Linked DNA regions of Mus musculus: region 2 is linked to region 1. Evidence: chromatin loops called from intact Hi-C (ENCODE). Cell type or tissue: heart. All regions are shown on one strand. Region 1 overlaps Ptprt (protein tyrosine phosphatase, receptor type, T). Region 2 overlaps Ptprt (protein tyrosine phosphatase, receptor type, T).

Region 1 (8,000 bases):
GACCAAGCTGAGTTGGCTCTGTCATGTGTGGATGCTACATAGTGTCATAAAAGGAGGAAGGTGTGACTCTCAGAAGAGGGCACTCCGTTTGATTGACATATTGGTCTTTCCAGATCTTCTTGGATACAATCTGCAGGTTGCCCTTCCATGAGAACAATGCCTGCCATCATTTAGGTTGAAGCTTCAATGAGAATGTATTTGTCATGAGAGTGCAAGCCTCAGTTTCTGATCTTGATAGTAAAACAAACCTAGTTTCTTATAATTGGCTTTGGATCAGAATGCCTTGGACTTGGCTTAGAGAATGGTGTATTGTAGTGTTCCTCTGGTGTAGGGGTAGAGGTGGGGGTGAGGCTGACTCTTGTCTTCTCTCAACACCTTTCCATATATGGAACATATCTCTTTAGTCTATGTCATCCTCATTTGAAAATGCTGCAAACTTACGTTTTGAAGATTAATTTTAAGTCGTGTATTTGTATGTATGTATGTATGTATGTATGTATGTATGTATGTATGTATGTATGGATGTATGTATGTTGGTCCATGGTGTGTGTGTGTGTGGGGGGGGGGTATGTGCACTTGAGTGCAGGTGCTCATGGAGGCCAGAAGAGGGCACCAGATCCTGCAGAACTGGAGTTACATGGGTTGTGAGCGTCCCTGTCCATGGGTACTGGGAACTGAATTCATGTCCTCTGCAAAAACACTATGTACTCTTATCACTGAGCCTTCTCTCTAGCTGCCAAAATTATGTGTTGGAAAGGAAACTTGAGCAAGATTCAAAGGGATAGTTCTGTCTTGATTTTTGGATGGCAGAAAACAGGAGATAGTGGGTGACCTTTGGCTCCAGATAGCCATTAGATTACATAGATCCCTGCTATTTATTTCCTGTTGGGTCATTGGTGAGAATAGTGAATAAGTAGTATGTCCAGGCATAGTGCTGTATATTAGAACTAAATCATGAGAGTTAAATTTGGGGGGTAAACATTGTGTAAGCATGGACTTCAAAAGTGTATGCAACTGGCTTGAAGTCTTTCATGATAGAATAGGTTTAATGGTAGATGGTAGTCACCAATTCCTGTTTCCTCCCTCTAGCCACGTGACTCTGTATTTCATTCCAGAGGAGATGGAGCACACCTCTCTACCCAGTGTGTTGACATCATCCCCATTACTTACCTGAGCCAGCACCATGCCCACGGAGGTATCTGTGCCCAACCTAGGAAGCAGCATGTGTTTCTGCTGGTATCTTGTCCTTTGGTTACTACCTTAAAATGATCAGACTCACCTAGTTCACCATTTCAAGGAGGACTAGGGTCAAGTGAGCCAGATTTGAAGCCCAAGCAAAGCCTTGATGGACCACTACTAGACCACTGGCGTCTGGATACCTTTGTTCAGATTTATAATGTGTTCTAGTCACTGAGGTTGGGCTAGTGTTTTGTGTGACAAGTTACACGATTCAATATGTATTAATTCACATGGAGTTCATGGTTGATGGGTTTTCTATTTTGCTTTGTTTTCTTTTTTATTTATTTTATATGTATGGGCATTTTGCCTGCACGTATATTTGTGCACCACATGCATACGTGATGCCTGTGGAGGCCAAATGAGGGTATCTGATCCTCTAGAACTGGAGCTACAGATGGTTGTGGGCCACTGTGTGGTGCCAGGAATTGGACCCTGGTCCTCTGGAAGAACAGCAAGTGCTATTGACCATTTCTTCCCATGCAGGTAGGTCTGGTACTCAGCTGGTGGGCTTTGGTGCAGTCTTCTATTCTGTTTTTAATTTTGTGACATTGATATTAGTCTTGTTTAATGAACATTGTCCAAGGAAAGACCATGAGTGATTTACTCTCCTGATCTCATTCCATTCCTTATCTGTGTGCTCTGGTTTATAATCCATCTTAACACCTAGTGGCCTCCATCCTACCAGGGGCATCTGAGAGCTAATGGCTTTGTAGACATTGAGATTCTTGATTCTACAGGGTCTGCTCTGCGATTAACATGCTATGATTGTATGGGGCCAGCTGCTAGATGTACTCAACCAGAAATGCAACTCTTTGGTAGCTCTATTTGACCAGGTCAATAGTTGTGTCTGTGGCACTAATTAGGCCAAAGTTGTGAGTTCTGTCCCTTGACAAGGACCAATTCCAGTCATGGTTTGGAATTCATTTCCCAAAGGCAAAGGTTTCAGCCAGCACCCAGAGTTGGTGTTAAGTGGGAAATGGAGATTAAAGTGGCCTCAGAACTGCTTTGAGAACCAACCTGTGGTTGCCACAACTGTTGAGTGTGCTGTGCTATGTTGAGGGATGTATAGATGATGTCCTCAAGTTCTGCTCTTGAAGAAGAGAAAAGCAAGGTTCAGTGGTTCACTCAGGCAGTTGCTTATAATAGAGCGATGAGAGTACTTGCCCAGACAGACCCACAGGTCGTCCTGTTGTCAGCCTGGGTTGCTTATTCTTGGATTACACAGGAAATAGAATTGGGATTTGGGGTTAGGAAGCTCTTCTTATGAGAGCCTATTCTATGCTGTGTGGGACACTTAGCAGAATGTATGTCTTCTCTCTATACTCCTTTTCTAGGTAAGAAGGCCCAGCATGTTTCTAGACATTGCCAAGATGAGCTTGTGCCCTGAATGAGAACTATGATTAATGGTGTAATTGGTAGTCCAATGAGAGGAACCTGGTCCAGAGTGGGAACCTCCAAACCACAACTCATTTGGAGATTGGTTTTAAGTGCCTTGGTATCTTCTGACCTTGCTTAGGCTATATACACAAGGAAGACCTTGGTCCTCAATTGGACCATGTTTGGTTCTTCTGATTTTCTTGGTAGCTTGTATATCCTGCCACCTTCTTAGCTTATGGAGGGCAGTGATGTGGTAACTGGGTATCCCCTCCTAGACCACATCCTCAGGCACTGGCTCCATGAGAGAGCAACTTAGGAGGGAGTTGAGGGAGGGGAGAAGTACTCCAGAGAGGAGAAATTCACCATCATGGGTGTTGATTCGTCATCACCACACACCTACACACACACACACACACACACACACACACACACACACACACACACACACACACTGACGTGCTGTTCTGCCCAAAACCCACTCAACAGAGTGCCTGGCATATGGGTAATGCTTAATAAATGCTGGCTATTATTACTGTTATTATTAATGCTATTTATAACCACAACTCTTTTTTGTAAAATAAATAAATAAGTAGATTTGGGAATAACACTCCCCAAGGCTTCCGCACTATTAGTATTCAACTTATTTAAATTTAATTTTTGCAAGGTCCTGTGTTTAATTTTAAAAAACCCAGTGAATTATTAGTATTTTAATGACTAATGACACTTAATAAATAACACTGGCAAGGGCTCAAATAGGGTGCCATTTAATGTAATGTTCTACCTATGTTTTCTCAAGAAAGGGACAGGGAAAAACAATGCTTACAGAAAGTTGCACACCAGGACCAAATGTTCTCTATAATTTGAATTTCTTGCCTTGTGATTAGTGAGGTAAATAGCCTTATCGTGTCCCTGAGTCTATGTATCTTATAGGGAGAATGCTCAGCTAATATTAATTTCCCTTAGATCTTACAGAGTGTGTATTATGTGCTGTTGTGTTATAAGAGTTTTAGAGATATTAATTCATTAATCCTTGTAAGAACCATGTAAGGCAGCAACTAGTTTATTTCTAGAAGAGGAAACTGAGGCATAGAAAATGTGTCTGCTTGAGGCGCGTGACGAGGGAATGCACAGCAGGTGGTTTTAGTACGTGGCTTTATAACCCATTGTTCACCTTACCTCTTCAGGTGACAGGTAGGACCTGGACTAGGAAATGGTTTCCAGCCTTCCTGAGGTGCTAGGGAACAGCAGTGACACACATCAAGCAGGCGTGTCTCACATTAGATCTTGGAGGCAGGAAAGAGTGTCACACCGAGAGCAATCTAATTTGTTATATTACAGAGGAAGAACCAAAATGCCCCTGTGTACACAGTCCATCTTCCGTGAGGCTTGGTCATGTGTTCACCGAGTCTCTGGTTTGGAGCACAAAGCCCTTGACATGACTATGTACATACAAGCTTTTGATGTCTGTAAAAATGCAAATCATAAAAGGTATGCATGTACAATATGATGGGATAGTTTCACACTTTACTGTAGTATGTCTAACAAAACCTCTATCTATAAAACAGGGGTTATCACAGGCCTGGAATTTGCCAATTAAGGCTAGGCTGGAAGACCCACGAGCCCCACGGATCTGCCTGTCTCTGCCTCGCCAGCTCTGGGATTGCAAATGTCCACCACCCTGCTGGGCTCTTTTATGTCAGTTTTGGGAATCAGCCTGAGGTCCTAACGCATGTCTAGTAAGCATTTTACCCACTAAGCATCTTCGCAGCCCAGTGCATATTCTTTCTTAAATAAGAGTTTCTGAAATGTTCATTGTTGTTTCAGTTATGAAAGGGACATTCCTACCGAGGCTGTGGGAATACTTCCCTGGTTGCCAAACTTTGCTCCAGCAGTAATTCCATGCCTTCCATCCTCGATCTGAGGCTTTGTATCTATCTCTCAGCATAGGTGAGTTTTCCCTCAGTGGGCATAATGTTGGGACACAGTTCCTCTTCCTCTGCCTCCTGTACCTCACCATCCGAGGCTTGTCAGAGACAGCACGAAACCCTGTCCAGGCCATGTCACTGACCTTGATACTATTTTGGGCTTTTCTGGTGGTGACAGCTCTCAACCCTGTCAGACAGAGATGGTAGATGAGCCAAGTACTTAGGAAAACTGTTATCAAATTAAAACCCAAGCAGGATCCAATGTGAGCTCTGTCTATAAATAACTTATGAAAAGTGAAAAGATGTTTCTGTTAGCAAATTTAAAATAATCGTTAGAATCCTTCAACAGATTGCTGCTAATTAGATTGAGAATTAAACAGCTTTGTATGAGCGTAGAGTTAATTAATAGCTCATTACTTTTTTAATAAGCCAAATTCATTTGGAAACAGAAGAGAGACGGCAAAGTTCATCATGGATGAGACGTTAGATTGGGATTATTTCTCCTTCCCTTGATGAGAGAAGGAGTTTAATTAAAGCAGGGGACACATTTGTATCACGAACGAGTTGCGTGTGATCTCTAGTACTTGGGGCTGGAGAAATCAGCGACTCTCCTCATTTAAAAAGCCTCCTTGGGATCTACAGGGTTAATATAAGTTATGCTCAACATCTGTTCAGCTCTTGGGTTCTTCAATTCACTGATCAAGCCAAAACTTTTTGAAGCTGGGCAGATTCATTCAAACTCGTAGACATTTATTGTAGTCCATACTGGTTTTATTTCCATCCCATTTTTGTCCAGGTACCCTAGGGTCTCCCTTTGAAGGCTAGGCTCCATTTTCCTGACTCCCTCACTTCCCCAATTCTATCTTTCTACATAGTCTCAATTCTCATTATTTCTTTATCTGGTTTCCTGACCCTTCAGTGCCCTTTATATTACAAAACATGGGGCAGAATGGAAATAACGAATTGAATGCCTTTAGGATTTTGAAGCCAAGTGCATTCTGGGTATGCTATAGGACACTCTCCATTCCATTCTTTCAGAGCATCAAGGTGCCCTGTGTCTACAGTATGTTTTCTTCCATCAGTTATTCTCGACACACTTCAGAGATTAGGTATATGAATTTGACTTTCAGGGTGTGTGTGTTTGTTGAAGTATAGTTTCCACAATTTTTTTTTTTTTTTTTTTTTTTGCCTATTCAACTCAATGAAAGCCATCCCTTGTTTTTGAGTGAAGTAGATAAATAGATGTTGCCTAGCTATAAGCCACATGGATAAACAACACTTCCAACACTGAGCCTAGATTTTTGCTAAGTCTATTGAGTTCCTTTGCCTGCCTATTGGGGACTTCTCAATGGCAATAGGAAGGAATTGGAAAGAAAATGCTTTTGTCTAGGGACATATTAAATATCTGTCTACTGAAAAGATGAAGTCTCTCTTATATCTGAACCATGACATGTACATATGGTTTTCATTACTGTTCTGCTATTTATTTATTTATTTGTTTGTTTGTTTGTTTGTTTGTTTATATATATTTATTAATGCTTTGCCTGCATGTATGTCTGTGTGAGAATGTCAGATTCCCTGGAACTGGAATTACAGACAGTTGTGAGCTACCATGTGGGTACGGGGAATTGAACCGAGGACATTTGGAAGAACGGCCAATGCTCTTCTTCTCTGAGCCATGGTTACCTTTTGATTGAAACTGTGGTTGATTGCTCAGCATGCCCATCTGGTAACTATAACCCATTTCAAGGACTGTATAGACGTTACAGAGAAGAGCTGCTGGGCTCTGATGCAGTTTTATGCTGTGGTATTGAGGCATCCCAGGACTAATTAGAATACCCTGTTTCTTAAAAGGTGATCCAGGCTCAGAGGGATCAAGGGTACAAATCTCTTCTGAGAAATTTTCTTTTCTTCCCTTTCCAAATCAGGACGTAGGCTCTCCAGTTCTCTGCTCTTCACTAGATTATTAATTCACTTTTGAAAAGAGCTCTATTGTTTACACCAGAACCCAGATTTCCAGGAAAGAATCAAAATAAGTGGACACATAAGTTCTCTAACAGGTCTTTCCTGGACACTCTTCCTGCCAAAGGTAAGTGTTTAGTCCTAACTTGGGAGCCGAGTTTTAAAATTATCAACTCGTTTTATTCACTTTCCTGATCTCCTTTCAAGAGCATCCCGTTGTTCATGGGCTAAAAGTGAAATGTTTTACTCTCCTGTGTCACATCTTGCTTTTGTTCACACCCACTTGCTCCGTGCTCTTCTGCTACCTGATTTAGCCCTGCTGGTGTCCCTGAAAACTTCTAGAACATTCCAAATTTGTTTTCAGCCCCAGAACCTTTGTAAATGCTGGGTCCTCTGTCTATAAGTGTTGTTTCTCTAAATCTCATCTTCATTACAGGTCTTGTTCTTAATCGTGACTGCTGAAGTGAGTTCTCCTATGCTTGCCTAACCTAAACTTGACTTTTCTCTTGGTCTCTTATATGAAATAATTCTTATTTCCCTCTTATATTCCCCTATATATCTTCTGTATTCCCCTATATATCCCCTCTATTCCCCTGTATATTTTCTCCTATATAAATTCCCCTGTAATTGTCTGGTTTTGTAAAAAGGGGATTGTTTGTTTGTTTTTTTTTTTTTTTCTTTTTCACTTGAACATATATACAGTGAAAGCAGGGACCACATCTGACCTGCCCAGGTCCACATCCTCAGCCCCAGGTACAGTAGAAGGAAAGTAAGACCTAATGAAAAAGTAAACACTGACTGTAGATTTCAAAGCCAGCAGGACCAAAGGCCAGGGATGAACTCAGAGCCTACAATTGATGGCTCAGGGCCAAGGTGAAGTCTTGTGGTCTGAGACTGGTGGACACCAGTGGTTGCTGACCCTTAGGTGTTCTTCTGACCCAATATCTAGCATATCTGGGACAGTATACTTTCCATCTGAGTCATTTACAGGAACACTAAGTCCCACATCCATGTAGATATTGAGAGGCATCCAACTGCAGTCTCTTCGTCTATAGTCTTCTTCCCTTAGGATGAACTCTGGCCCCTTTCCTATTTTGTCTGGATAGGATAGGTTGCATGACTACATTCTGCTACTTGTTTCTTTCTCATGGATTTATTGAGTACTGGAGTGAAGAGATACAGCTAAGAAAGGAAAAGAGGGGTGAGGGTTTGGGTAAGGGTGTGCTCTCGCCAGTCCAAGTGTAGACATGGCAGGCAGCATTTATCCTTTTCTGGGACGTAGGTAGATTGCTACTGGAGGCAACACTGGGCCAGTGCATTCCTTATTACTTTAAAATAGAGGCTCAGAGAGAATATGGCTCTTCACATCTTTTAAAAGGCGTTTTTAGATTTCAGGCCCTGGAGACTCTTTTATGATTGTCCAAGGGCAGAGCTCAGAGCAGTGATTTGAACGCCCTGAAATACTGGGGCTGCAGAGACATTTCCTTAGTTTCTCCT
Region 2 (8,000 bases), 270 kb after region 1:
TTAATGGATCAAACCACAAACTTCAGTTATGTGTTTATTGGTATTGTAATTGATGGAAGCCTGGTACTTGCCCATAACCCTTACTAAATCATTTTCTTAACTCTCATATTCCTGAACCTCACACAATATCTGGCATTCCCTAGGTGTTAAATGATCATTGGAAGAATTCCTAGCTAGGGAATCAACGTATGACAGGCTAGGTTTTGTGATATCATAGAACTTTTTTTTATTGAGTGTGATTTGTATGTAACAAAGCTGGAACCACAATCTAGCACTATTTCTCCCAAGCCCCACGGGCTCTCTGCTTACTGCTCTCTGCTGGTGGTATCCCTGGGGTTTCTCTGGCACCAAGATTGGTCTCTTGTCTCCCAGAAAAAGTGAATGCCTTATTCTCCAGAAACGCATGAGCTTCTCTGTCCTGGCCACTTACATTGATGAGCACAATGAGGCTTCTCTATGGCCCCTCCTCGTTCTTCCCCGTCCTTCCCTTTCACCCCTTGCAGATTGTGTGAGAGAATTTACTGACGTATCAACAAAGTGCCAGTATGACGAGGCATGTGGCAACATACTATCTGTCAAGAATGGGGAGGAAAAGGGATTCTTGTTCATTCCCGGTGGGGGCATAAATTTGTGTAGCCACTGGGAATGGTAGAATTCTCATATGACTTAGCCTTTCCAGATCTCATTATCCCAAGAGAGCCCAAGCCTGTATAGATATAGTTGTCTCTGCTCATGCCTGATCATTGCTGTATGCATCATAACGACCAAGACAAGGAAACAGCCTAGATGTTCATTAGCATAGGAATATAGAAATTGAGGTACCTATACAGAACAGGGTTCTATTCGGCTGTGAAGAAACAATGTCCTTTGCACATTGTTTTCAAAGCCTTCAGAAAGATATATTTTTCAACTATAGGATACTTGTGCCAATGAGGGAGAAAATCACACAGGTGGGCAGTGACACTGTTGAGGTCTGACCTGAATATGAGTCTTCAAGGTGACATCCCAGAGGCAGGAGATGTGAGAAGGACTCTCAGCCTCTCAGTGTTGAATGTGAAGGTGGGGGTAAAAGAGAGAGCTCCATGGTCTATTATGCCACATAATACAATTAACTTAATACCTATTTTTGGTCAGGTATTGTAATAGGCTTCAGTTTATATATGGTCCCTAGACTAAATAATTAGCTGACCTCAGTTGTAAGTGTTATGAAGAAAACAAGTACTTACCAAAGCAAAGTTGCTAGATGCAGGTGCAGGTGTCAGGGGATAGACTGCCCCTTGTACACCCCCTGTTGAGTGGGGTGAGTGGCTTAGAAGCCCCCCGGGGCCGAGTGGAAAGCATCTGGCAGCCCTCCCATGTCTGCCTACCCAGAGCATAGGTGGAACTCTGGCTGGATATGGGCTATCCTCCCTCCCCACTCTTTGCCCTGCCCCCCTTTTTAGTTCCCACAACTTACTTTCAGGGTTGGGGACGCTAAGGATCAACAGGGTTCTGGGCATACCCAGATGGGCTCCTAAAGGCCATTTGCATGTGAGATGCCTCCAGCCATCCCACCCCCCCCAAAAGGAAGTGCATCTTGGTTATATTGCCACTATCTGTACAACTCTGAGCAATCCCATACTTACAGTGGGTCTTAGCCTCCCATTATGACATGGGCAGAGGAGAAGGAAAGAGAGCTGGCTCTCACTTATTCCAAGAAGTTCCTGTCCCAGGATAAAATGAATAGCACTGTCATTCAATCTGGCCTCAGCCTCCCTGGGTTCAAATCCCACGTTTCATAGTCTTTACCAACTAACACTGGACAGATTGCCTGGGCTTTCTGTGCTGCGGTTTCTTTATGCTTTAATATACAGATGGTAATAGTTAATTCTTCATTTCTGAGGATTAAATGAAATTGTGAACATAAAATGTCTGGCAATACGCCACAGATGCAGCAAGTGTCTAATAAACATTAGCTGTTGTCATCTAATTATTTGCTAATCGCTCTAGATATAAAGGAGGCTTTATTGTCCTGGTTTTATGGGTGAGAAATCTGCCAAAAGGTGTTGAAATTAGTGTCAGGAAGTAAATGGCTGACCAGGGAATCAAACCTGGGACCATTTTGTTCCAAGGCTCTGCTCTTCCACGGGTGTTTCTCTCAGTTTCTGACCCACAACCCTGAAAACCAGCTTGACTGTGCCCAGATCTCAGCATGGCCTTGAGCTCCCCTTACGATGCCATCTTTCCTTTCCATATTTTGTTTGGCTCTGCGTTACCAGTTATGGAAGATGTCAGACGGATCAGCTTCTAACATGGGAACCCTTTGTATGAAATAGAAGCATCCACGTACTTTTTATTTAACAGCAGAAATACACAGGCCAGGAACAGGCCCTGATGTCTCAGCAGCCATTTACACTGTTTGGGGAGCCTGTACTGAGGTAATATATCAAACCGCCTGTGGACCATGCCACAGTGGAAGTAGGCCTGGCCACAGGAGCTGTCTGCAGAAGCAGCCCCTGGCCTCTGGACCAGGCAGTAGTAACCGAAGGTAACTGTTTCTGATGGGGATTATGGTGAGAGACCTCTATGGTGGATTCAGTTTCTTGGAATGAAATTCTAGAGGTAGAAGGAGATAGCTGAACTCAAGCCATCATGTAGAGCTGAAAAGAAGAGGCCAAAAGGGCAAAGGGCAGGGCTGGTACTGTCCCAGGCTCTTGTTTTGCATGGGAGATTGTAAGAGCCAGTTTTCCAATGTGTCGTCTTAGGGGAAATTTTGCTCTGTGTTCCCAATCCCTCTTTCCAAATACAGCTCTCATCCTTAATAAAACACGGCTTTTCCTGTGGTTTATTTCATATTAGGTTTGTTGTGACCGAGATGAATTGTTTGTGTGTGTGTGCGTGTATGTGTGTGTGTTTCAGGATACTTGTGTGTTTATGTACAAGTGTGAGCATACACGTGGAAGCCACACAACAACCTCTCCATGTGTCTCTACCTTGCCAGCTCTGGGATTATAGGAGTGTGTCACCACCCCCAACTTCTTTAATTCCTTTTCTTGTCTTCCTCTCCCCTCCGTTCCCCCCTACACTTCCTCTTTTACTACTTTACCCATATCCCACCTTTCCTTCCTCATGGGTTCTGTGGAATGAACATATTCTCCCATCCTTGCAAGGCAAGCTGTTTACTGACTGAGCCATGCCCTAGTCCAACTGTTTCTTTGAGGCCTGTGGTGAAGAAAAGATAACAGGGAGAAAATCAAAGCGCTCATCTCAGGCAGCCAGGTCACAGGGAGAAGGGGCTGGGGACACACCCCCAGGGACAAACTTCTTCACCTGGGCCTCACCTCTGAAAGACTGTTATGAGTTCATAGATACACTAATTTGCTAGATAGTTCAGAGCCCTTGTGATCCAGTCCCTCCCCCAAATCTCATCAACTGGCAAGCTAACCTTTAACACACCATCCTGTTAGAAGACACTTTATATCCATAGTGTTCCCAATTAAGACGATGGGGTATGGTGGTTAGAATGGCAGTGGCCCCATAGACTCATACGTTTGAGTGCCTTGTTGAAGTAGACATGACTTTATGGAAGGATGTGTGTCACTGTGGGGGCAAGCTTTGAAGTCTCCTATGTTCAAGCTATTCCCAAGGTGGAACACAGTTGCTTCTGCTACCTGTGGATCAAGATGTAGAACTCTCAGCTCCTTTTCCCACCTGCCTGCCTGCCGTGTCTGCCAGTCTTCATGCTTACTGCTATCACGATAATGGACTAAACCTCAGAAACTGTAAGCCAGCCTCTATTAAATATTTGCCTTTCTAAGAGTTGCCATGGTCATGTTGTCTCTTCACAGCAAAGGAAAACACAACTAAGGCAAGGAGAAACATTTTTCTATTCTATATCACATATTATGTCTTATTGTTCTTGTTTTTATGCATTTCTCAAATTCACTCCATCCCTCCATCCCTCCCTCTCTCCCTCCTCTTTTCCACCCCTCCCTCTCCCTCCTTCTCTCTGTCCCTTCCTCCCTCCTCCCCTCCCTTCTTTTCTCCCTTCTTCCTTTCTTCCCATCCTATTCATTTCCATGTTCTGATCAGTTCCCTCAAATTTATCTTCTAAGACATCTATTGTGTTTTTATTATGCTCTTACATTTTGACATGGGTGAGTTCTCTTGATTCTCTTGATGCCCCTTTCTTATGCATCATTAGCATTCTTGTGCTTATCCCCGCCTCTTTCTTTCATGTTAAAGAGGTGCTGGGTCCTTGGTGTCTCTGGATGCCTATTCTTACTTAAAGAGGGGGCTCAGCATGTGGAAAGTGTGGGCTGAGAGAGAAGCTTATTTCCTGACAGATGGACTGCACAGAGGTGATGAAGACCTCACTGAGGCCTTCATGGTATTTGTACTTGAGATCTATTCTGCTTTACTTCAGTTTCCAAAGAGATACAACCGCTGTTCTACTAAGGGCACAGGGAGATATATTAGGAGGCTGGCCCAGGGACTGTCAGACAAGGAGCTACTTTTGACACAGTGTGTTGTTTCCTGTGGGTCACCACCCCTGGCTTTGTATGGCACTGCCCACAGCAAGTCATAAAGTCAACCATACAAGATTCCCTCTGTTAGATCTGCTTCTATGGTTAAATCCTCACTCTCACCTAGGAAGAGAGGAAGAGAGAAAGGATTATATTCTGGATGCTTGGCAGGGGAATTATATTAACAGGGTTTTATATAATTCTTTTGGGTCCTATGCCCATACCCACCCCTGCCAGGCATTGGAATCTGGTGTCCCCAATTTCTAGTTCTTTCTAGAGTTCTGTTGAGTTGGCTCCCTTCTGCTCCTCAGTGTTGGCGCTCCCCACCCAGCCTGACTGGCTACTGTTTTTCTTCACCCCAAAATGATAGCATCTCTTTGTTTCTTTGTTTCGGCTGATTGCTTTCTGCCTCCCATGCACATGTAAGCTTATGTTTTTGCAACTCCTACACTGCTCTTTTAGTGAGAACGGAAGAGAAAATGGAGCTTAATGTGTGTGATTAATCTATTATAGTTAATTGGAAGCTGATCTTTCCTCAACCTTTTTTCCATCAACCTTGATATAACTGTTCCTATACATCATCTTTTACATTTGTGTACCTTACTACCTTTGTTTAATATATATATATATATGTGTGTGTGTGTATGTGTATATATATGTGTGTATATATATATATATGTATATATGAATGATATATATTCGTAAAACTGAGAAAACTCTAACGGTTAGGGTTTCATTCTTTTCTCTCCTTTGGATTCTACTCATGTTTCCCATCATGTAGTACTTTTAGTGACTGAACATTTTCATCTTTATATTACAGTACGTTGCTACACTATAAATTATTGAATCACATCTTTACCCCAGGGAATCCAAACTAATTCCTGCCTTATAGCGTTATAAATAATTTTGTTTTGAGAAGTTTCATGCAAATCTTTGTTGGTGTTTTTAGCTCGCTTTCTAAGTTGGGATTGTCCGTTTTGCAAAGTGAGTATTTTGACAGAATCTGACTCATACTGTGATAAGGAATATGATAGATGTCAAATTACCTCTCAATAAATACTTTTGTCAGTATGTAATCCAAACATCCAGAGACTACTCATGGGATGTTTGCCAACATTTAGAATTATCCCTGTTGTAAAATCTACTAATTTGATAAGAGGAAATGATACCACATACTGACTTGAATTTTCTTTTCTACTCGTGCAGATGAACAAAAACACAATGTATTTTTATGTGTGTGCGTGCATGCATGCATGTGTGTGTGTTCATGTGTGCATGATTATGTGGACATGAGCACATGCATGTGTGCATGTGTCTATATGCATGTGCTTGTGATGCATGGATGCACATGTATGTGTGCATACCTGTTTGTATATGTAGGCATATGTGTGCATGTGCATGCCCATGTGTATGTGTGTGTTGTGTGTGTGTGTGTGTGTGTGTGTGTGTGTGTGTTAGGGTGGACAGTGTACATGTCACAGTAGATGTGTGGAGGTCAGAGGACAACTTCACAAGTATTGGTACTCATCTTGCTACTTGTTTGTGACAGATATTCACACTCTGTGGGCCAGGCTAGTGCGAGCTTTCACTGTTTTTCTTGCCACTGCCTCCGGAATAAAGGGATGGGCTACTAGAGTGGTCCAGCTTTATTACTTCTGAGACTCCAGATTCTGTTCCTCACACATGTGTGAGCAGTGTTTTATGCCCTGAGCCATCACTCCAGTTCTCATACCAGTGTATTTTAGAAATGTCCTCTAAAGTTTCTTTTCCTCAATACTTTATAACTTCCATCATGTTTATAAGTTCTTTCTAAAAGGAAATCATACTCTACTTGCTAATTATTATAAAGTCTATTTTCCTAGTTTTTATTTGCTTCAGATTTTTTGATGTCTCTGATGAATAATTTTAACTTTTATGTTGTCCATAATAAAAGTACTTTGTATTTTCCTTTGCTTCTTGTTTTTAAAATTTATTTCTGTATCCCTTAAAGGGTAAATATCCTCATAGATTTTTTTTCTCCATTAAATGATTTTTAAAATTCTTCTTTATGTTCAGCTCTTTATTCTTTGTATTTGTATGCTGGCTGATAAACTAATTAATATTTGGTCCTCAATTCACTCTTTTTCAGATGATTACACAAGGATAATTCTAGCCCAGTATTCCTCTGCTCTCTTGAAGTGGGTTTCTTCTTATTAGGCCCTGTTCCTCCTTGACTGTTCTTGGCATCATTACTTTCTCTGTTCTTATCTTAGCAGAGGATTCTTTGAATAACTACAACTTTACAGGGCATTTGATGCTTACAAGAAGGATCCTTTCTCCTTATGCTTCACTGGGACAGAAGTATCGTCCTCAGCATCTCCTTTCAGGTGACCTTTAGAATTATCTGAAAAATTCCAGAAGATTCTTTGGTCACGTGGCAAGCACTGTACAGATTATTGTTATGTGTGTGAGAATTTCCATCTGGTTGAGTGGAGTCTTCACATTCAGGGTCATTGTAGGGGCATGTCTCTTTACTTTTCTAAAGTTCCTTTTATGCCCCTTAGTAGTTTTTGGGGTCTCTTTGTCTGGTCCTCACCTGTCTCCTTTAAAGCTGCTTGCGATGTATTTGCCACTATTGTGATTTAATTTATTTCCTGTTAGGATCTGCAAGTGGCTACTGCTGCTACGGGAGAAAGCTCTTGTGTTTGCCTGTTTATTTTTAAAGCTCTTATCTTACTGGATTCTGTCCACAACTCTTGAGGTCTTTGGGTAGGAGGACTGGGATTTCTCAGTATTCACAACCTAATGGGCCAAACACAAAATGTACTTTTATCTCCTGCATTTTTTTATTACATTTCTTCCTCATCTCTTTCTTGCCTCCCTCCCTGTTTTAATTCCATTGCTTAGAATTGTAAATCTATGCGAATGCTATTGGCATAACCTTGTTGTGTTCAAGAATTTAATTGAAATGCATGACTTGTCTGACTCCTGTGCTTGGTCTTGTCCTTTGGTTTCCTATGGACACGGTGGTATTCCAAGGTTGTTGTTTTCTCATTCTAGAATGCTCATTTCTTTAAAGCCTAGACTATGGAAATATTTCTTTTTCCCCAAAGCCTCTTTTGCAGCAATAGGTTGGACATTGTTTCTCGTACTGTGTTCCTGCTAAAATTGTCCAACATAGAAATTCATATTAACTTTGCAAACAGTCTTCACATTCCTAGAATAAGTATGATGACTACCCATATACTCCTTTTTCACACTGTGATAAATTTACTTTAATTCAGGAATCATTGTTTGTATACATAACCATAAGTCAGTTTGTTCAATGGTTTCATATTTTATTTCATATAAAATTACCAAGCTTGTTAAAGGAGAGAAAAGAAAAGAAAGAAAAAAAAAAAGAAAAGGAAATGAGCGTAGCTCTGAAACAGCGTGTAAAGGCGTGTGTTGAAAGGCCACCGTCCGCTGCTCAGCTTCTCTGCGCCAAGCCCACTCTCATAGGCCATCCGTTTCTAT

Evidence for each region. Peaks named below come from ENCODE experiments on the same cell type or tissue, not always from the same donor. Only the 100,000 strongest peaks of a DNase experiment are listed, where the experiment ranks them.
Region 2: a loop joins it to region 1, with 2.2 times the contacts of the local background. A loop is called at or near these places in 2 of 42 quality-filtered maps.

The regions. Positions count from the first base shown.
Region 1 is chr2:162,578,541-162,586,540 of GRCm38, reverse strand. The region is part of intron 1 of Ptprt (protein tyrosine phosphatase, receptor type, T); the gene reads left to right. Among named protein-coding and RNA genes, the nearest start is that of Ptprt, 79 kb to the left of the region's middle. In heart, no CTCF peak of the experiment used is centred here; a DNase peak (open chromatin) is centred at 4,680; H3K27ac peaks cover 1,569 bases.
Region 2 is chr2:162,311,970-162,319,969 of GRCm38, reverse strand. The region is part of intron 2 of Ptprt (protein tyrosine phosphatase, receptor type, T); the gene reads left to right. Among named protein-coding and RNA genes, the nearest start is that of Ptprtos, 75 kb to the left of the region's middle. In heart, no CTCF peak of the experiment used is centred here; no DNase peak of the experiment used is centred here; H3K27ac peaks cover 456 bases.